3 separate regions of the Homo sapiens genome follow, and regions 1 and 3 are each linked to region 2. Evidence: chromatin loops called from intact Hi-C (ENCODE). Cell type or tissue: GM12878. All regions are shown on one strand.

The links. Peaks named below come from ENCODE experiments on the same cell type or tissue, not always from the same donor. Only the 100,000 strongest peaks of a DNase experiment are listed, where the experiment ranks them.
Region 1: a loop joins it to region 2, with 2.6 times the contacts of the local background. A loop is called at or near these places in 2 of 110 quality-filtered maps.
Region 3: a loop joins it to region 2, with 2.1 times the contacts of the local background. A loop is called at or near these places in 2 of 110 quality-filtered maps.

Annotation. Positions count from the first base shown.
Region 1 is chr5:100,619,055-100,627,054 of GRCh38, reverse strand. No RefSeq gene overlaps it. Among named protein-coding and RNA genes, the nearest start is that of FAM174A, 88 kb to the right of the region's middle. RefSeq lists a silencer at 3,125-3,214. In GM12878, a CTCF peak has its summit at 3,133; a DNase peak (open chromatin) is centred at 3,144.
Region 2 is chr5:100,824,043-100,832,042 of GRCh38, reverse strand. The region is part of intron 4 of ST8SIA4 (ST8 alpha-N-acetyl-neuraminide alpha-2,8-sialyltransferase 4); the gene reads left to right. Among named protein-coding and RNA genes, the nearest start is that of MIR548P, 11 kb to the right of the region's middle. RefSeq lists an enhancer at 4,420-4,469. In GM12878, no CTCF peak of the experiment used is centred here; DNase peaks (open chromatin) are centred at 3,003, 3,792 and 5,622; H3K4me3 peaks cover 1,985 bases; H3K27ac peaks cover 4,356 bases.
Region 3 is chr5:100,727,410-100,735,409 of GRCh38, reverse strand. It overlaps the pseudogene RN7SKP62. Among named protein-coding and RNA genes, the nearest start is that of MIR548P, 85 kb to the left of the region's middle. In GM12878, no CTCF peak of the experiment used is centred here; a DNase peak (open chromatin) is centred at 3,429; H3K4me3 peaks cover 608 bases; H3K27ac peaks cover 784 bases.

The sequences.
Region 1 (8,000 bases), 200 kb after region 2:
ATAAATTGTTATTCTTAAGGGAGTCTGTAAAAAATCAAACAATGACTAGATTCACCTACATTTTTCTAGCCTACTTTGCTTATGGCTGGTTGTTCTATTACTCCAGGAAGTGACAATGAGGCTTTAAAAGGTTCAGAACATAACATTTTGCTTATTATATAATTTATTATATATATAAATTCAAGTACATGTTACTTAGAAAATTATTTCCTACAAAATTATTTTGAGATAAGCATAGTTTTTCTAATTTTTCTATTTCTCCATCTTCTGTGGCTTATTACTAAAAAAATAGTTATGATTGGAGCCTAATTATGTTTTACTGCCATGGAGATTTATACTCTTTGGTCACTTGTTACGTGTTTGAACATATCAAATACTTTCCACTGGAAGCAATTTTTAGAATACTACATTTTATTTAAAAGTAATAGTACCTTCCTAAAAAAAATCCTGTGTAACATCTCTTTAAGAAGCAAGGTACAGTATTTCCAAAGATGTGACTCTATAAAGCTGACACATCTTAGTGCTCCAGTTTTCTTTCCCATCAGTGACTTTGCTGTCACACTCACTCAGTTGTTACCAAGTTTTTTTGATAATGCAGGCAGTATGCAAGCTTAACCACTTATTTGAAAACCAAGCTATGTGCTTTCCACTTTATACATCATCACCAGCAATAAAAATCCTGAGATCAGGATGTTACTGGCAGCATTTTGACACTGCATTAGGTAGAGTAAAATCCAACTTGCTTTCTGGAAGTTCACGGCTCAGCATTGATGATAATGGTGCAATTGTTTTTCTTCTGTGAAATAAGCAGACCTTATTTCTAAGGCTTACTAGGCTGAATAAATGTGCAGTGAAAGAATGCTATTTCAAGTCTGAAAGGAAACTTTTCTGGTCATAGTTTTACTTTACAACTAATGTACTCCATTCATGATGATAGAAATTGCAATGTTGTTAGTGATCATGAATGTATGGTTATATATAAAAGAGATGAGTCTATATGTAGGCTATATGTAGAATTCAAATTTTCAGGATTTTTTCATTATATTGGATAAGTAGGACAGAGCTTTCTGTGCCCATCACCTACTGTGTTTTTACTCTTCTCACCCGTGGTTGAAAACTTTTTCATTGCCGCTGTTGTTTAGAATAATCATATACTAAAATTTGTTCATATTAGCAAGAAAATATTTTGAGAGGTTGCTCCGAAAGATAATCATGGATTATATTTCCCACAATGCTACCAAGATAGCATCAGGACACAGGATCTGGAATGAAAGAGAGGAGGGGAAAGATAGAAAACAGTAGGAGAATATGGAGAAGGAAACTAGGCAGAACAAAAGTGGTACTTGGAGCCTGGCCTTGAACCTGTTCAGAACCCAAGAGGAAATACATATTTGTCTAAATCCCAGGAACTAATATGAGTTGATGATCAACAAGTAATAAGATGGTTTCCTTGTCCATCAGTATGTTTTTGGAAATAAATATAATTTGTATTTAGACACAATGGAGGAATTGCATAAGCAAGACAGCCAAATGCCTAGAGTGATGAAATATGTGTGTGTGTGTGTGTGTGTGTGTGTATGAATGTGTATATATAATATGCATATATACAATTATATACACACATATGAATATATATTTTATATATATATATATTCATTCTCCAGTTTCAGGCATTCATAATCTGGGGCAGTCTCCTTGACACAGATACACAGCTTTTCAGAAATAGGGTGAAATGTCAGTATACACTCATGCCTCAAATAGCAGTATAGAAATTGAATCAAAATATCAGTCACAATTAGAAATGTGGGTAACTAGAAATTTCTGAGTACCTCTAAATATCTTTTTGAGGAACAACTATGTCCTTGAGGGAGAAAAGAATATACAAAATTTCCTTTGGCAAGATATGAAAGTTTACCATCCTCAGAGGATTTTTTTGAGAAATAAATTATCTATATAAATGTGTGGCAATATCTATAAAAATAATTTTAAAAATTTAAACATCCAGACTTCCCAAATTAAGACAAAAATCTCAAATACACTTCTCCTAGCATGAATAACAATCACAATTATATATAATGTATTTATAAATTTATAATTTATATACCATGTATAATGTATATATGATATACAACTTATAATATATAATATGTATATAATATACAGTATATATGCACAAAATGATATATGTGCCGTGTGCGTGTGTTTAGTCCAGCCACAATGCCTGCTATAAAGAAAGTGTTTGAAAAAACTGTTACTATTTCTTTATAAAACAAGACATCCAGAGTGTTGAGCACAAATATGCTATTATTGTATGAATGATACATGATAATCTTTACCTATGCATAAATTAATAGATTAGGATTAATATGATTACGTTGGGGAAATAATGCTTTCCTTGAAATAGTATATAAAGTACTTAGACAGCAGCCACTTACGGTTATACAGGTTGTGCACTGTGCAAAAATACCCAACTAAGGAGAGTAAGAAAGGGCAGAATTCCAGCATTTGTGCCATTCGGGAGATGAGATTTCTCAAGAGGAATGATTTTACAAATATTTATCAAGTTGCCTTAAAGGCTAATGTGGTAATACCTATAAAATAACTTTTATATTTTGATCATCTGGACTTCTCAAGTTTAAGAAAAAATTCTCGAATACTCTTCTCCTAGCACGAATAACAATCATGAGAATCTTAGATTTATGTGCAGACAAAATTGTTAATTGTAAAACTTTAGGTGACTGTTTTTTCTTTTTTCCAGAATACTAATACTCATCTTGAAATATATTTTATTATCCATCTATATGAAGTGAGAGAAAAAATAAATAGGCATCTGGGTTTAATTTGTTACATGAGGACACTTGGGAACATTTTTGGAGTACTGTTTTAATGGGTTAGTCGGCTAATGTTTTTCTTACTTCCTTTGTTTCTCTGTTTCTTGATAATCATTAATTATGTTCAGAAAATAATGCCAACATCATTATAAATATAAAACTCAATGTCTGATTAATATACATCTAGTTTAGAAAAGTCCTCTGGATTATGATCATCCTGCACTTCCTATGAAGAATTAATTTCTCACCCTTGCTGCTAATACCTCCATCAAAAATAGTTCTGGGTCTGTTGTGACTCCTAGTGGCTTAAAGTAGCAGCTTTCTCTGCTTACTTCATACCGATGTGTCATATTTCTCTCCACTTTCCCTTCACTGTATTTTATTTTTTGGTTCTAGCAAGTTACACATGTGTACATCTTTATCTCCTTCTTTCCGTTGTTACTTCCTCCCTGTACTCAGCTTCTTTCTGAAGAAAATGGAAAATCCTTCTCTTCTTTTTTCCACAAAAGTCATTTATATGTCCTTATCTTTCTATATTAAACCAGCTTTTCCCCCAAAAAATCCTCGAAATGTCATTAAAAAATTGTGTTGTTTAGTAGCTTGGCTTAATTCTGAATGTAAAAACATGATTTTATCTTTAAGATAATAGCCACCCTAACAGGTGTGAGGCGATATCCCATTGCGGTTAGGATTTGCATTTTCATAATGAATACTGACGTTTAGCATTTTTCATATACCTGTTGGTCATTGTATGTCTCCTTTGGAAAATTTTCTACTCAGGTTATTTGCTCATTTTTAATTGGCTTGTTCGTTTTCTTATTATTGGGTTGAGTTCCTTATATATTTTGAATATTAATATTTTATCAGATATATGGTTTGCAAATATTTTATCCCATTCTGTAAGCTGTATCTTCACTCTGTGACTGTTTCATTTGCTGTGCAGAAGCTATTAGTTTGTTGCAATTCTAGTTGTCTATTTTTGCTTTTGTTGCCTGTACTTTTGACAATCCCTTTTGAACTTTGAATCTTTGAATAATTCCAAGGAACAAGCAAAATTCTGATTCCTTTGCAGAGGTTCTGTGGAGGTGAAAATATGCAGGTGTGGTTGCAAGTACCCAGTGCTGGTGGTAGCAGTGGCAGAATCATGAGCAGATCCTTACTGTGGAAGGATTTTGGTTGTTCTCATCTTGCTTCGTAAGCTTCCCAGTATTCTCCTTGAACATCCAAAGCTCCGTAAATTCCTTCCAATAAATAACGTTGTAACAAATTCTTTTGTTCCTAAAGTTAGTCTTACTGCCATTATTACCATTGAAATCTTGACTGCACAGTCATTTCTCATAACATTCTAAAGTGGATGGACCATGCAAAAGGGCTCCATCTTTTTTTTTTTTCGAGACAGAGTCTCGCTCTGTCGCCCAGGCTGGAGTGCAGTGGCATGATCTCAGCTCACTGCAAGCTCCGCCTCCCGGGGACACGAAGGGCTCCATCTTAATGACCGCAACTGAAGTTCCAGGCTTGTCGATGAAACTGTGAGACTTGATCTCAGAATCGAATAATATTTATTCTCCCAATCCAGGAAGCAGAAGTGTTATTCTAAAATAATATCAATGCCTATAGTATAATATACTTTTGGTAAGACCATAAATAAATAGATGGCAATGGGTAATATTCAGTTCAGCCTGCTTCAAACCACTTTTCGTGAACACCTATTTATGTTTGGCATTGGGCTTAAAATGATTAATCAAGTGTTATACTATTCTTCACAAAGTTTAGAGTCCAGAATAGAGACATAGATCATAATACTCATAATACAATGTAAAAAGAGAGAGACTGCATAGCTATTGCTGAGGGTGCAAAGTTCAGGGATAAAGTGAAAAAAAAAACAAACTGTCCTAATTAGAGACAGTGAAGGATGTTGAAAGAGGTGATAATAGACTTAACACAGAGAGGAGCGCCTGAAGACTGAAGTAGTAAATTGTGGAGCAGAAAAAAAAAAAAAAAAAGAACGAACGAATAAGTATTTTTATAGCGTTTGTTTGTTATGATAAAACCAGCATGTTCAGTGTCTATCAGATGCTACATAAAGCAGACCAAGATGCTTGCAGTCACTGGGGAGGATTGTGTATGCAGGATGCAGGTATAAAGGAGACACAAAAAAGTCCACAGCACCACACTGAATAGTCTCTCAAGTGTCTCAGCTTTAGCATCATTTTCCTACTTGTCATGAGCATAATTTCCCAGTGCTATACTCTTCGTTAGGCAGACACTGCAATTAGCTATTAGCTGTCACACAGAGAAGCAGAGGAGCCCAGCTCAGGTGTAACAGCCAGGCTTCCTTTCACCAAGGCTGGAGGGAACCTCTTCTATCGGTTTGTTTATTTGTTTGTTTACAGGAGACAGTGCTGACTGCCAAATACATTTTAAGGACAAAAGTTGAAGCAGAAGGAAGGCAAACGTTAAATCTACAAAAGTGATTATCAGATTTCTTAAAGCTGTGATCACACTCATAATCTCTATTAAGATTTTACTTCCCCCTTTTCATGTTCAAAAATATTTGCTTTTCAAATAGTTTCTCCATATTTAAAAATTCTAGGCAACATTTGTGAAGTCTTTTTGAAGCCACAGGAAAACATATATACATATACATATACGTGTGTGTGTGTATACATGCTTATATATATCACATACATGTATATGTGTTTATATGTTTTCCTGTGGCTTTAAAATGTTGCCTAGAATTTAAATTATGTGTATATATATGTGTGTATGTATGTATATAATACATACATACAAACATACATAATTTACATATCCACCATTACTATATATAGTAATATGCACACACATATACATAATCTATATATAGTATACATATACTGTGTGTGTATACTATATACATACACATACATTTATGTGTAATTTATATGTACATACACTTACATACATTTATACGTAAATTTTCAGTGGAATGGTTTGAACTTTACCTGGGGTGAATTGACCTCATTTTAGTAGGCAGCACAACTTAATGCCCAAGAATAGAGACAATCTTTAAAGGTCATTATAAACGAACTATTTGAAATTTTCTAGAAACATCTAATTACATAAAGGTAATAGTAATAAACTTACTAAAGCCATTATATGGTCTTATCTACCGTATATACATATTAAATTACATGGCTAAAGATTCCTAAAGTAATACTTTGTTAGGTTGGTTTGAATTATGGCATATGCTCTAGATGAGCAAATTGGTATTTATTTTAAATTAGTATAGATTTTACTTTTTCCTGACAATTGTTGATAACCTCACAGACAGCATGAATTAATAATATTTTATTGTAACTTCTAAAGTTACTTATTTTCTTACCTATTCCTAAAACATTTCCTAGAATATATTCTAGCTATTTATAAGCCTTGAACTATCTGATTGTTACTGTTGTCACAGTGAAATTAGACTATCTGTGGAAGAGACAAGCAACATATTTTTTAGTTGCATCTGTCAACTAAATTAGCAGGGCACATCCGATATCTAATATAATATTTCAATAATTATTATCAGTTATACTAGATGTGAAGAAGAAAGAACCACTTAATTTTTAAAGTGAAGATTGAACTTCAACACTGTCAAAAAAAATCTTGTTTTGACTTGTAGAGTGGTCATATTTGCTATGTAAGACAGAGATGGAGAGAAAATAAGAAACAGCAGAATGACATCTTGAGAAGTCCTTTTTTGACCAAGACCACAGGGCAAAAACGTTTAGAGTATAACTGTAAAATTGTTTTAACATTGATTCTTAGCAGGAAAAAAAATTAAAATGTAATTGCGCTCACATGTTTTCTTTTTTTGTGTTGAATTTGTTTTGTTCTTATGAAAATGAATCTGATTCAAGAGAGGCCTGCAGCTGAAATCCCTACCTGGGGACTCTCAGTCACACTGATGAGCACAGGTTGTAGCTCCAGCCTCCAAATAAATCAGGTACAAGCAAATCACTCCACTACTGTCAATGCTCTGGATATTTCCTTATTTGCTGTACTTTCCGAGCACTTGAAATCATCCCTTAACTTTAGTCTCAAAGGCCTGAAATATAAAGATGTCTGTATTAGATTCCAATTGCTGCCTTAGCAAACTGCTACAAACTCAGTGACATAAACCTATACAAATTTAAAATCTTGCAATTCTGAAGGTCAGAAGTTAAAAATGAATTTTACCGGAATAAAATCAAGGTGTTAGCAGAGCTTCATTTCTTCTAGAGACTCTAACAGAGAATCCTTGCCTTTCTAAAGGCTGCCGCATTTTTTGGCTTATGGTCCTTTTCTCCATCTTCAGAGTCAGCAGCATAGTATCTCCAAATCTCTCTCTCTCGCTTTTTCTCTCTCTCACACACACACAATAATATGTCTACAAACCTCCTATAACTCTGCCTCTCCAGCCTTTGTGATTATGTTGGCCCTATGTAGATAATCTAGGAGGGATAATAGATAGTAATTAATAGCAACTAATGAATGGTAAGAAGTTATTTAAATGTCCCTTTGGTGATATTAAATACATTCCATTATGTTTATTGATAATATGTATTTTCTCTTCTATGAATTGCCTTTTTACATTATTTGCTCATTTTCCTAATAACAATGTCTATTTTTATGTTTTCCATTTGTATGATCATTTTGAATACTAAGGAAAGTAATCCTTGCAGTGTCACGTACGTTGCAATATTTTTCCAGTTTGGAAGTTGTCTTTTGATATTATCTCTGAAAGGTTTCCTGCTAAATGGTTTATAGTACATTCATTCATTCATTGATTCATTCAGAATTTGCTCACTCAATGAAGGAGAAGGAAGGAAGGAAAGGTCTAAAGAGCACATGTGAAAAGAAGGTGAAGGTAAGTAAAGAGTTAGTTAAATATAAAACCATGTAAAATCTCACTTCGTTCTACAACAATCTAGAAGTGTAGACAAAAGCTTTTCAGTTTTGCAGCTTAATAAATGGAGGCTCAGAGTTTAAGTAATGTCACCGGGATTTAAAACAATATCTGAATGGCTTAAAAAGCTCTTTTATTAAACTATGGTACCAAATGTGGTGATATTACTGCAAATCTCTTCAGTGTTATGCAGTGACCCTTTTATCCTACATAATCCAATTGAGTTGACCTGTCATGTTTTATGAATAGTAAAA
Region 2 (8,000 bases):
AGATTCTCTTTAGAATTCATAGGTAAGTTCCTTCCTTCTAAATATTTCCTAGAACCAATATTTTAAATAAAGTTATGGTTCTAGATTCTGGGAGTATACTCAAGTATTTTTGACTTGCATACAATATGTAGATTCCCATCATTTCTCAATTCCTGTGTCACCTTTCCAGCCCCTCTCCCCATAACACAAACCAATTGTAGAAAAGTTAGTTCGAGTTAGATAAAGAAAATTTTTAAAAAATATATATTTTTTGAGCCCCCTGACCCTCAGAGATAATCAGACCCAACTCATATAGGAGCATTTTAGCTCTATGCATTGGGCCTGATGGACAATAATTTCAGTGGAGCAGAGATAGTGGAGAATGAAAGAAAAATGAATTTCATGAAACACAATGGAGATGAGAAAATATGCTGAAGAAGAGTTGTGTCTCTGCATGAAGGAAAAACAATGGTAGTAATAATAATTCCATTTATTGAACATTTATTTTATCATTGAATCATCATAAGTAGGTTTTATAAGTCTTTTTTTAAGATGAAAAGAATTGTGCCTCAAAAAGAATTAAAAAAAATCTGGTTAAGAATCCAGGTGGGAAGTTTTAGAATTGATAAATGTTTTATGTCTCAAGGTATAATTTTAGTATTTTTTATAGTTACATTTTGGAGATTGTCTTGATGTGGCACCTGCAAGGCATTTTATACAGTCCTTTTGTGGTTCAGTAAACAGCTACCTGGGCCTTAGTTATGGGATAGAGACTGTCAGTCACCCCAGGGTAAGGACTATGTCTTTTCTCATCTGGGCCTGTTCACCAGCCAAGTACCTGGAGAACAGTAGTTCCTTCAAAATTAAGTGGTCAATGGAGAACAGAAGCAATAATGAGAAAAGAAATAATTCAAAAAGTTAATTTAGGTAGACAAATATAATTATATAATGTAACTAATTACCTCTGGCAAGCTAGCTATTTCAATTTCAATTAATACTATTGAAGAGAGTTGTCACTGGACATTTATTATAAGTCCTATATGTATGTGTAATAGGTTTTATTTTGAGAAGCTATAGGTCTAATTTTAAGAATGCATTGGTTATACTGTGCTTTACCAATTCTAAGTAAACATAATAAAACATAATATTTATATTTGAAGTCATATGCAAGTATAGTTACATAAATAGATATGATTACTGAATCTCCTGTAGAAATTATTTGCTTGTATCCTTTAAAAATTAATTTTAGTTGTACTTACACACATATATTTCTTGCATATTTGTACATTTATGCACACACATAGACAAATATAATGCAACCATTTGAAATAATATCTTTGTCTAAGTTATACAATAATCAGTTGCCATACCATTCTTGATGGTGTGTCCTTGACTGCTTGCCTGAACTCATGAAGTTATTACAATATATTACCATCCAGAAATATTATAACACATAAAATAAGTCTGTTGACGGTTTATAGAGGTAACTTGAATTCGGAAGAATAAAATATTTGATGTATACGGATATCTGCTGCATATGACAGTTTCTAACTTAGAAATGGATTAGGCTTTAAAAATTTGAAATCCAGATAGGAAACTACTGGCTGTTTTATTCAACGATAAATACTACAGTACTAATTATGTGCTAGGCATTACTTAAAGCACTTTACAAATTTTACTTTATTTGGTCTCCATAACAACTCTATAAGGTAAATAATATTCCCATTTTATTGACGATGAAATAAAGCACAATGAAATCAAATATCTTATACCAGCTCACATAGTAAGTGGTAACACTAGGCTTTGAAACTCATCGGTCTGGCTCCAGAGTCTACACCCATAATTATTGCACAGAATGTCTTGTAAACTCTATTCCCTTTCACTTACTTGCCCCTTGTAACAGGTCTTCAACAGTTTTGCAAGCGATTGCTAAAGTCTTAGAGCGAGCCACATAAGTATTTTATCTTCAGTGTGGCACATTTATGACCAAAGATTGCAAAAATAACATGAGTATACTCTTAAAAATGAAACATAAATAATAAATAAAGACTTATCTCTTTATGTTGTTTAATTATGCTTTGGAAAGATCATTTTTCCTTACAGAAGAATATGTTGCTAGATAGAAGTGTTGTAGTAATTCTTTTTTTTTTTTTTTTGAGACGGAGTCTCGCTCTGTCGCCCAGGTTGGAGTGCAGTGGCGCGATCTCGGCTCACTGCAAGCTCCGCCTCCCGGGTTCACGCCATTCTCCTGCCTCAGCCTCCCGAGTAGCTGGGACTGCAGGCGCCCACCACCACGTCCGGCTAATTTTTGTATTTTTAGTAGAGACGGGGTTTCACCGTGTTAGCCAGGATGGTCTCGATCTCCTGACCTCGTGATCCACCCGCTTCGGCCTCCCAAAGTGCTGGGATTACAGGTGTGAGCCATCGCGCCCGGCCGACATGTAGTAATTCTAAAGGATCTGAATGTGTTCGAGAATTTTAGAGGTTATACACAACAAGTACTTTATTATGTCTACTGTAACTTATGACTTTCCTTTCCCCTATTATAGATATATCACTGTCAATATCCTATTGTTTCAATCTTTATTACTCTAAAATAGAATTCAGGCAAAGGAAAAAAGTTCAAGTAAATGAAAAGATTTATCAAAGCATTTAGGTAATAGTTGGGAGGAGTGAAGGGAAAAAATAGATCAAATAATATATAGGTGCTTGTATTTGAAAAAGGTTTGAGTTTAAATTTCTAATCCATGAGAGACCAAAAGACAAAGAATCTTTTGTGATCAAACCGATAGATAACTATTTGGAGGGGAGAGAGAGACAGTGCTGGGGAAGACTGCATAGCTCACACCGCTTTGTAGGGGCTCACTGGGTACTGTTCGCTGGGATTCTCTTGGCAATTAGCCCAAGAGAGCAGAGCATGGCAGTGAGGTGAGAGCAAGCGTGAATACACACTGATGCTCCTATGCGCAGAATATTCGCAGTTTATAGGTAAAGATATGTGACTTGCGAATATTCCTACACCTACAAATGACTATTCCCACACTGTTTTTATAGGTCACTGGGCTGTGTTTTGAGCTCAAATATTGCCTGCATCAGAATTCGTCGTTATTTCATAGTGAGTCATTTGACAAGTCTTTGTTCTTTTCCTGGCTGCAATAATTAAGCTAATGAAAATTCTTCTCAGTCTCAGACCTGCTGAGAAAATTTCCCAGGAATATGGGCCTTTGAAAAAAAACGGAACTCTTCCCTTGCTTACTTAAAAATAGTATTAAAAAATAGTAGTTTACCTCTTTTGACTTGAACCAATGCTTGTTCAAGACTAAGGATCTTCCACATCCCACACAGTCTTCTGATCCTCTTCTAGAATTCTAAGCCCTTTCTACCTAAATTTTCTAGAGGCAAAGTGCAGGTTTAGGCAAGGGAAATAGCCCTAGAGATGTCTATGGGGTCCCATGAGTGAGGAAATCCAGGGCAAAATCAACTTTTGGCCTGAGAGGAGCCTTTTAGCAAAGACGTGATTAGAAATCTTAAATCCAACCTATGTTTCTGTCTAACAGAAAAGCTTTTGATCCATAATGAGCCACTTTGAGGGATTTTCAAAGAGGTATTGCTTTTTGAGGTCTCAGAGAAGGAAAAGTGGAGCTTGGAGCCTGCAAAAAGCACACTGACCCTAAGGAGTACCGGAAAGTTGCTTTCTCAGGGAGCTATGAGTGAATGTTTTGGAAAGCTGCTTGCCTGGCACAAAAGAGGAACTCTGAAAGGCTGACAAAAATGTTCCTTATTTCAGCACGTATCAATTTATTACTCATCAGCTCATTAGGGTTTTACACGGTAGTTGGTTTATGCAGGCCCCAGTGTGTAATGAACCCGAGAAGTGAAAACTCCCCCAGAACCCCAGGCTCTCCCAGGACAGGTAATTTACTTTCCAGTGAATGGTAGTGGACTCATGTTTTTGTAGTTGCAATCGCAGGTTTGCTCTGATTAGTGAGATGTCCCAGAACTGTAAATTAGAGTGTTTTATTTTTGCTTCAGTATATACATTCTGTATATGCATAGCTAAGTGGATATAGAAATAGATTTCAGTTTGAAATTTGAATTACTTAACCAGTGTTTATCAACAGTGTACAGTACTGATGTTGCACATGGCATCAGGGCAAAGTGCTACAATAAAACATAGGAAATCTGTGATCTTAAAATGCACTTTGCCCTGTTCTTGTAGAGCCGTAGATTGTTGCTGTGAATGTCAGTGCTATTTAGGGAGGAACTAGAGTGACAAAGATACATCCTGGATTTCTTAGAGTTGCCTATGACCACACGTGCAGTTTGTCTCTGAAGCCAGGGAGTGCCTGATTAAATACAGGACCCACCCACTGTGAGAAAACACTCTGGCATCCCAGCTGCCATTCAGAATGTAAAATCCAGGATATGACCTGTCAAGATGAGCACTTCAGCATATTGTGGCAATGCAGCTGTCACTGAGATACATAAGTCTCCAGAGAAAAGCATTCAAACTGTTTCCATGGTGGAATGAATACAAATGCACAGCAGCTCTAGTCATATTTGAATGTGAGTTTTTTCAGCAGGATGGTCCATATTAAATATGCAGATGTGTGCAAGTGACCCCAGTACCTCTTCTCATCTCTGATTGCTGAGCATTTTCTGAAGGCATAATTTTCTTAGTTTTCATGTGAGAGGGGCAGGGAACATTTGTAAGCCATACAGAGTTAAGATATCCAGTTGTCCTTTTTCCTTAATGAAGACAAAATTGTTATAGATTATCCATGACACATCTGAAAAAGAGATGTTTTCACAACGTAGATTTAAGTTATTTTATATTTATTTCTTGATATTGAACTTATTCTCTTCAACACTCTGACAAATGTATAGTGCTAGCAACATATTTATAATAGAACTTCAAAACTTCTGACTTGTACCATTAGTGTCAGGAGAAGCCCAGTGAATATAATTAGTGATTTTATAAGTGTTTTTCTAATAAGGAATTAACGTGTATCACCCTACAAGTGTGCCCAAATAAGTGGTAACAAAAACTTGGGGAGGAAATTTCCTTCCTATGGGATGTGTGTGTGTGTGTGTGTGTGTGTATATACACACACATATATCTGAATAGAAAACTGAATATATATATTTACATATGTGTTATATACATTTACAGATAGGATTCGATGTATTAATGTATTATATATAATTGTTTATGTAAATATAATATACAACATATAACTATACATGTTATATAACTATTCTGAATAGGACACTCATATAGATATTTACTTTATTAATTAGAATGAAATGATATATTACCTAATGATACCCTGTAACAATTTGTTTCACTTGTTTTTCTCAGAAACTCTTGATTTTAATAATTCATTAATTTAACAAGTATATTCAGGCTTGTTATGTGAAAATGTTAAGTATATAAGTGTTTCCAGTTTGTTCACGTATAAATTTAGAACTTGCATATCCCCAAATACCTGAAAGCCATAACTGAACTACAGGATAACCTTCAGACCTTCACACTTGTCACTTCTTCATTGCACTGTGATTTTTGTTTTCGTATTTTTTTTTGGCCCCAAGTACCTATCATATTCCCCAGATGGCTTAGCCATCATCACTGGCAGATTATGAATAATGTTTTACATTGAACAGATGTAAGCAATTTGTAATTTTTCCCCTTTCTGAACCAGCTTTGTTTTGATGAATCAACTGGAAATTGAAACTTAAGTAGAACTTCTGTTTGAAAAGGAGCAATGTTTTCCCACATTGGCATATGTAGTCAGCTCTTAAATATAGAGAAGAAACAACGAATAGGGGAACTGGCCAGGGTGTGTGGCAAGAAATACTGGAAGATCATTATTTAGCATTGCCATATAGTTCCAATTTCTTTATTCTATAGAACCACATAATAATAAAAAAAAATTAAGTTGCTCCAAACCAACCAAAAGTTCATCAGGTTGCCTGTGTTTCTATCCAGTAAGAACATTCTTCAAAAGAACTAGAATTCTGGAAATACAGTAAGAGCTGGTGAAATGTTAAAAGAGAAAGAAATGAGCTATCCCCTTGACAAGGATGTGTTTGCTCTGCTGAATTGTATTTTATGTAATTATATAAATTATAATTGTATTTTTTGACCCTAATATAGGCAAGTCAAATTAAGCATTACTGACAATTTGGTGTTAGGATAAGCTCTCTACAAGCTACAAATTAGGTGAATAATCTCTCTACAAGCTACAGGTTAGGTAAATAATGACAAAAATATCTACCTAAGACAGACCTTAATTATATGGCTAGAAAAGGTACATTTATTTATATATCGATAGCCTATTCATAAATAATATATATTTTCCTTACAATAGCCAGTGGCCAGACCTAAAACGCCACTTAATGTCCAGAGTTCAGTTATGGTCCTGCACTTTCAGAGCCTGTTTCTGACCTGATAATTCTTGCAGTGGAAAGAGCAATCAAACTGAGTATCCTTCGCTTTCTTTAAAGTCTATGAGAACAATCTAATTGGCAGTTGGTCTGGAATAAATCTTAATTATTGAACACTTGCAAATTTGAAAACTTCATATGCTACAGACAGAATTTGATAACAAAAATGTCAACTATCCTAGGCAGACACTAATGCACTTCTTATTTCTGTGCTCATTACTTAATTTCAACATCACTGATATAGGAAGTTTAATGTTAATATATAAAATATAATTCAGTAGAATCATAGACCATCCTCAAAGTTTCTTTAACCCTTGCTTCCAAAAAATAAATAATTAAATAAATAAATAAATACACATGAAATCTCATGTCTATCTTTAGCAATATTTAGAATTGCAAAATAAATTAAATAATATGATTTGAACCCAATCAAAACAACTGTATTTATTATACTTCTTCTACTTATATCCCACTCTAGGAATCTGTATGTTTCTCTGACAGTGAATAATCATTGGTTCTAACAATCTGGTAAAATCTCTTATTTTTATTACTTTTTTAGAGATAGTCTCATACTGTCACCCAGGCTGGAGTGCAGTGGCATGATAATAGCTCACTGTAACCCCAAACTCCTGGGCTCAAGTTATCCTCCCACCTCTGCCTCTCCAATAACTAAGACTACAGGTGTATGCCACTACTGCTGGCTATTTTTTTTTTTTTTTTGTCAAGACAGGGTCTTGCTATGTTGCCCAGGCTGGTCTCACACCTTTGGCCTCCAGGACCCTCCCACCTCAACCTCCCAAAGTGATGGGATTGCAGGCATGAGCCACTGTGCCTGACCTAAGGATCTTATTAACTAAATCTTTTGTGTAGGCAGCCATTGGAGGAACTCATTAGGTGTATTTTCTTATTTGATTAAGGAACTGAATGGGATGGCTTACCTTGCCCCCCTCCACCTTTTTTTTCAGATGCTATAATTTAAAATTCCTTAGAGATATATAACAGAGTTCCTTAGTTCCTGAGTTTGCTTTGATACACAATTGTTAGACCAAAAATAAAAAGCCTTTTTTTTTCATGAATGTTCAAAATGTAGGATCCTCTGGATATCCCTTAAAGAGTTCCCATAAATTTTATGGATTCATAGCCTTCTTCCAAAGAAAGAATTAAGATAGCAACTGAGCTATTTCAGTTGTCTTTTAGTTAAGTAACCCCATTAGAGATACAATGTGAGGTTTCTTAATATTTTAAACTTAATATTTCCCCAATATTTTAATGCAGTTTATACTCTAGCACTCTATAGTTTCTTTTTGAACCTCTATATACCCTAGATTCTTCTCTTGCCTTCTGCACTCTACAGGTATTACATGCATTTTAGCAGTTTATACATGAAATTTGAGTCATCATACAAAACAATATTACATGAATGTACTAAAATAGAAACAGATGGTCAATAATACTGTACATTTCTTCGTAAACCAACTCCCACAGATTGCCTTTCTTCAGATTTTTTGCCCAAGTAGAACCAATCATCAAACAAGTGATTAGAGAGGCTTTATTATGGAAATATTCCTCTTGAA
Region 3 (8,000 bases), 97 kb after region 2:
TTCCAGCTGTAATTTGACTCACTCAGAGATCACTGTATTTTTCAAGTTCTGAAGCTCAGGTCCTGGATCAGATCAGTTAAATTACCTCTCTAGAGGTGGCAGTATACATTTTTCCATTTAATCCTCAAAGAAAGTGAACATCAGTGAAATAGGCTTTCGCATTACCCCTTTTTACAGATAAAGATAGTATGGCTCAGAGAAGTTAAGCAAGACTGAGAAAGCTAGTCAATGGCAGTATGGGACACAAATTTGATTTATCTGATTCCATGTATGATATTCTTTCCATTTGACTGTGAAACTTCACCATTGTTAGTGGAATTTGAAATAAGACCTCAGGGCCACTAGCAATTCTTTAGAAATTACTGTGGTATAAAAAAGGTCTCTGAGGGATGCAAATTGCTAAATGCAGTCTAATGGAGGATGTCAATTCATACACGGGGTATTATTGTGCCCTGTGATAAGACTAACAGGGGAATATATAAGGTTCTTAAGGAACACGAAGAAGAGTGTTTTAGCAAGTGATACATGGAGGAGAATCTCACCCTTTCACTAAGCTCCCTGTTTACAAAATTTGGCTTTAGTTAAAATGGGGGCTTATTTTAGGACCCTGAGATATTTCAGTAAATTCAACTGAGGAAATAAAACCTGACCTTCCATGTCCTAGAAAGTGAGCAATTTGTTACTCTGTGTTGTTTGGGAGGTGGGTCTCCTCTTGTCTGTCTCCCTCTGCACATTGGCTCCACCTGCTTCTGAAGTTGGGCTTTATATTTTTACTCATAGCTTCTCTGCACAGGTGAAGACTCCTCTGGCTACACAACATTCCTTTTTACCTTTCCCTGCTTTATATTTCTCCACTGCACCATCTTATATACTCCATACCCTCCTTGTCTATTTACCATCACTTTCCCTGACCAGGTGGCATCACAGAGGAGGTATATTTATCAGTTTGATTCACTGCTGTGTCCTCAGTACTTACTTAGTATTTGACACATATAGAGCCTCAATAAATATATGTTGAATAAATTAATGAGTGATTAATTAAATGGAGACTTCTTCAAAAACTTAAACTTTTTCCTGATGATTTGAGATTTACTGATATTGATCAGGAAATTAGTTCAAGCTCAAGCTTCAGTATTTCTCTTTGTTGTATTTGACAAAAAGAATTTGCATTTACCTATTTTTAGGCTTCAGATATATATTTTTTTCTTAATTCTCTGGAATAACTAATATCACTAATTTCTTAACTTCAAGTTTATTGTACTGAGGTAGCGTCATGATCAAATGGAAAGACCAATATACTTGGAATTACAGATTTGAAGTGGCATCCATACATTAAACCCAAGGGATTTATTGTTTTAAGTGGTGAAACATGCAAAAGATATAGCCCATTTTAAAAGTGGTAATTATTAATTTTTTCTATGAAAGTGTATCTTGTTCATGACTATTAAAATTGTTTCTAATTTAAGGCTATTACATGTATGAACATTCTGCTATGAACATTCATGTATGTTCATAGCAGTTTGGGACATGTGCTGTCATTCCCTTGGGTAAATACTAAAGAGCATAATGGCTGGATCCTATATAAGGTTTATGTTTAACTTTTTAAGGAAGTGCCAAATTCTTTCCAAAGTTAGGTAGTACTTTACATTGCACCAGTGGTATGTAAAAGTTCTAGATCCTCTGCATCACTGTCAACACTCATCATGTCTCTTCTTTCTAAATTTAGCAATTCTTACAGGTGCACAGTTATACATCACTGTTGTTTTAATTTGTGTAACCAATGATATTCAACATTTATTCTTGTGCTTATTTTCCATCCACATATCTTCTTTGATGCAAAATCTATTAAAATATTTTGCTCACTTAGTTGTGTAATATTATTCAGTTTTGAAAGCTCTTTATTCTGGATATAAATCCCTTTTCATCCTTTTCATATATATTATTAAAAGTATTTTTCTCAATGCCTTTCGTGTGTGTGTGTGTGTGTGTGTGTGTGTGTGTGTGTGTGTGTATACACACACACAAAGGTAGACTGCTGCCTCATCCAGTGCCTCATTGGGATGTGTCTGGAGTCTTGGAAGCCTTATTACCCACGTCCTCCTACAAATAGACCTTGAGAGCTTGTTTGGAGATTCTAGCAGGGGAGCACAGCTACTCGTATACCCTTGACAGAAGACGCATCTTCCTCTATCAAGGATGGTTGTCCTCTTCTGCCAAGCATGCAGCTTCAGGAAGAACGCACATGGAGCAGTGAGGGAGGAAGGGGACACACACCTAGCCAGCTACGTCAGCCAAATCAACCCTGATGATCAATGGGGTGACAGATGTCACAGCCAGATCGCCTTCACATCCTGCCTTTATTAATACATTCTCTTAATGGTGTTAGTAAAGGAACGTTTTTTAATTTTAAAGAAACTACATTTATCAATATTTTATTTTGTAGATAATGCTTTTGGCATCATATCTAAGAAATATTTGCCTATCCCTGGGTCCTAAAAATGTCCTATGTTTTCTTCTAGAAGTCTTACAATTGTAAGTTTTATCTTCAAGTTTATAACACACTTTGAGTTAATGTTTGTATATGGTATGAGTTATGGATTTAAGTCAGGTTATTTTAACTTAAGGATTTCCAATGGTTTCAGTAACATTTACTGAAAGACTATCTTTTTTTCACTAAATTGTCTTTGTAATTTTGTTGAAAAGAAGTTGTCAATTTCTTGGTTCTTTTTCTGGATTTTGTATTTTGTTCCAATAGTCAAGTTTTTATTCATTATCTCAATGCCAAACTGTCTTGTTTATTGTACTTTTATAATAATTCCTAAAATCAGTCAGTGTTCATCTTCCAATTTAACTCCTCTTTTTCAAACTCTCTTTTGGTAATTGTAGGTTCTTTGAATTTTTGTATAAATTTTAGGACAATCTTATAAATTTATACTAGAAAACTGCTGCTTTTTTCACTTGGGATTGTGTATTGAATCTATGGTTCTATTTGAGAGCAACTGATAGCTTAACAATACTGAATCTTCAACCTGTGAACATAATGTACTTCTCCATTTATGCAGGTCTTTAACATTTTTTCTCAGCTATTTTTGATGGTTTTCAACATGTAGTCATCTTACATCTTTAAAAATATGTATTTTACATATTTCATAATTTTCATGTTACTTTAAATGGTATTTTTAACATTTCAACTTCTATTGATAGTGTGTAGAAATACAGTTATTTTGTATTTAAGAGTATTGTGATATTCTGTTATTTTTGCTTGTTTGTGTGTTCAGCACCTTCGTGCATTTTTAACTACTTCCACAGAAACCGGTGATTTTCTACTCGACAGAGATTGAGAATTTTAGCAGAAATAGAAGAGAGGTACTCCTCCATCAAAGTGAAACCACAAAAATCTTGTTTACCTTGCACTTTCTGTTTAAACACGGTTGGACCACATAGCAGCCAGATCAGTTAGAAAGGCTGCTCTTTCTTCTTCCTGTCCCTGTCTTCTCCCATCAGTGCACAAATTCTAAACCACGGGACTACTTGACTCTCCATTCTAGGGTGGCTGTGCTAGGAGTCCGTGTTCCTATAATGGATACATTCATGTACTTGGAGAATATGATCCCATGTCTATTTCCTTTAGAGAGAAGCTCTGAAAATATATTTGATAGTGAATGATCTGGAAGATTATTCCAATTTACCCTTCCAACATCTGTTTTCATGATCTCCTTTTTCTGCACTGTTTCTTCTACACTATATATTCTGCCACAGAGTGGCAAGGATAATTCAACTTGAGTATATTTTAGGTTAAAAAAGTGTTATCGACTTTTTCATAAATTATAATATACCTCTATGTATCTTTTTCCCCTTTGCATTTTTATTTAGGTTATCATGTTCTATAAATTTTATCAAATAATACAAATTAGATGAGAATGTGAAGATAGTTGATTTAAACGAGGATATCTAATTTATATGAGGATAATAGTTAATATACTATTTTTTGGTAAGGTATTAATTTGTGTTCTTAAGTTGAACTTTTATAGTTCACTATCCTATTTAAATGACAAGAGCACAAGAATTAAAGCAAGTAAATATTGAAATTCTAAAAACCCTTCCTGAAAATTCCAAGTTTTATCAAGGAGCTAATTTTTACAAAAGACTAATTTTGTACATATTTTAATTTTCTAAAATATGACGTGCCACTTCTTGTGTGTGTTTCAGTGTTTGTGAGTGTTACATATTCTGTTTCCTGAAAATAACTTGGTTTATTCAGCAAAATACAGTTCTGTTTTTTGAAGCAAACTAGATTCCTTCTTTTCAAAGTTTGATAGAAAGCATAGATATTTGCCTCTGAAGTTTTCCATAATTAACTTGGTTTGGAAGATATGTTTGAAAGTATTGATTAAATTATGTCCTTTTTCCACCTTTGTTTTTTGTTTTTTGTTTTTTGTTTTTTTTGAGACAGAGTCTCTCTCTGTCGCCCAGGCTGGAGTGCAGTGGGGCGATCTCGGCTCACTGCAACCTCCGCCTCCCGGGTTCATGCCATTCTCCTGCCTCAGCCTCCCAAGTAGCTGGGACTACAGGTGCCCCCCACCACGCCCGGCTAATTTTTTGTATTTTCATTAGAGACGGGGTTTCACCGTTCCTTTTCCTACATTTAAGCTCTCAGATAATTGAGAATATGCAATAACAAGGAAATGAGATACTAGACCAATTTGAACTAATATAAACAAATTTCCAATATTCATCTCAAGCATAAAAATACTTATGGGATCATGTTGGGCTTAGTTCTTAATTAGATCTTGAAGCTCATTTTCTTAACCACATTCCAACAACTTTGAATGACATTTTAAATACTCTGTTGCCTTGGTGTTTTATATCAATTAGCATTGTTGTTTTCTAGCTTACTTATTATTTTTTACTTATGAATTTATTAGTCTAATGACTTCATATGTATTATATGCTCATATTACCAGATGAATTTTGAGTAAGTTTTTAAATTATTTTCATTCTTCTTTAGTTAAATGGTCTCTACAGAAAACAAGATAAATTTGCATATATTCCATATGCATGCTGAATTGAGAATGCAGGTTTTTCTTAAGCAATACCCAAGGTAGTTATTTAATACTCAAGCATTTTGGCAATTTCTTTATATGCTGCTGTTGACTTTTACTGGACTAATTTCTCTATAGGCAAAAGTAAATGGCCAGTGTTAACTCAGAAGATTTTACAAGTTTGTAGTTTTACATAATTATACATAAAATAAGTCATTCAAATTTGAAGAAGTATTGAAGTTTTAATAAATTATGTTAAGTCAAGTTTAAAATCAAATGTATGCTGATTTGGGTCCAATAATAGGGATAAAATATTAAAAATTAAAAAAAGAGAAGAAACAACAAAACAGTAGAAAATGGAGAACCTAAGATTAGCAGTTGGAATTTAGATGATGTATTAATTTTTCTGGAAATCCATGTTGTTTTCTTCATTGTGTCACTTACAAACAAATATATCAAATAGTGCTTTATCAAGATAGTATTCATTTTTATATTTCTGCATTAATTAATCAAACATTTATTCAACAACATCTGTGTGCCAGATACTTTGGTAGGTACTGAGCATGCAAAAAGGAGCCAACAATATAATGGGGTAAAAACCTAGATAAGCAACTGACTCCATTCCTGTAGAGTAGTAATACTGTCTGCCTAACTTGTAATGATTCTTTAACTTTTAGCCGTAATATCACTTTTTGTAGACATTGTTCCTTGAGTAATATTCCTTACTTTCAACTGTATTAAGAGACACTACTAGGTATTTCCTCAACATTCTGTTCTTTCTTTATTGTATCACTTACCACACTTTAATGTAAATGCTTGTTTTAAAATCAAACATTCTAAGCTTTGGCAGGACAGATCAAAACTGCCTTGCTCATATTTATACCCCTTGTTCCTATCACAATACTTGGTGCGTGGTGTATGTTTACTATAAGTAGTTGAATGCATGCAAAAGGAAGAGGGAGGGAGAGAAATGCAGAGAGGAGAAACAGGGATAATGAAGGAAAAAGAAGAAAAGGAGTGAGGAAGACAAATCTCACACTGAAAACCTCCATTAAAGTCTGTTTTGGATTAAATTCTCAATTTATTTTCAGATAAGTCAAATTTACAGATAGAATAAACAATAGAAGAAGCTAAAATTCCTAAAAAATATTATTTCCCCTAAATATGCTCTGGCGAGGGTTCTGGAGACAAACATGCACATGAGGTCTCATTCTACTTTCAATCTACCACCAAACTATTTAAACAGTTTGAAGAAAGCTCAGTAACAAAATCATAGATAAAAATGTCTATATTCATGTATCAGTCAAATGTCTACCTAAGCAGACCAAGATGTAGGAAAATTTCAAAATGTTATCTATCTAAACAGACTGTATAAGATACCACTTAGAAAAATCCAAAAGTCATTTTCATGTAACAAATCCAATGTCAGAATTCCAAATAAAATATTTCCAAATGGGTAGGAAATTATATATATATAATTTTTATATATAAAAAATATATAAATTATATATATAATTTTTTACATAAAAATTATATATATTTAATTCTATATATTATATTATTTATATAAAACTGTTAAAATTATATATATAATTGTATATAATATATTATAAATAATATATAAATATATATTATTATATATAAACATATAAATATATATTATTATATATAAACATATAAATATATATTATATATAATATATAAATATAAATATTATATAATAAAAAATTATGTATAATTATATTTAATTTTAGGTTAACTTCACACTATGAAATATATATGTATGTACATACATACATGTATATATGTATATACATATATAAATATTATATATAATATAATATATAATATATAGAATATATTTATATAAAATTTATATATAATTTATATATTTATATAAAATTATATATAAAAGTATATACAATTATATATAATTATATTTAATTTTAAGTTAACTGCGCTATGAAATATATATATACATGTATATGTATTATGTACATAATTTTATATTATATATATAATATTTATATTTATATATGTATACACATATACATGTATATATGTGTATACATATATATTTCAGTGTGAAGTTAACTTAAAATTAAATATAATTACATGTACATATATGTATGTACATATATACATTTTCATGTGCATATATATGTATATACATATATGTACATAATTTTATATTATATATAATACATTATCCTTATATTTATATATGTATGTACATATATACATGTATATATGTACATACATATATATTTCATAGTGCGAAGTTAACTTAAAATTAAATACAATTACATGTAGATATATGTATGTATTTATATACATTTTCATGTGCATATATATGTATATACATGTACGTACATATATACATGTATATATATGTATGTACATATATATATTTCATAGTGCAAAGTTAACTTAAAATTAAAACAGAAGGTTTTATCTTTTCTTTGGTACATTTTCTCTCTGATGCTGTATTTTCAATATTTTTTACAGCTAACATACATTATATTTCTACTTACACAAAATAAAGACAAATGTTAATAAAAATAACAATGTGGAATTGAAATAACCATAAAATCATAAAGCAAAATATTCTCATGTTCATATTTGAATATATACATAGCTATATATGTCCACTGATTGTCTTTGTTAAGAATAACGTAGTATATATTGAATTATGCCCTATTTAATCAAAGAGATTATTTTTCTAAACTGGGCATAGATTTGCCTTGCCCATATATTCTTTGTCTATATCATTTTATAACTTTGCTGCAACATCTTCTGGAAATTATTATTACAGTTAAAAATTGAAATACCTGGGTCAAAAGTTTACATATTTTCCAGGATCTTGAAATATTTTGATACATACTTGCTAGACAGGTTGCCTATTTCATCATTTCTATATTAAAACTGATTATTATAATTCTTAAAATATGTGCTAAC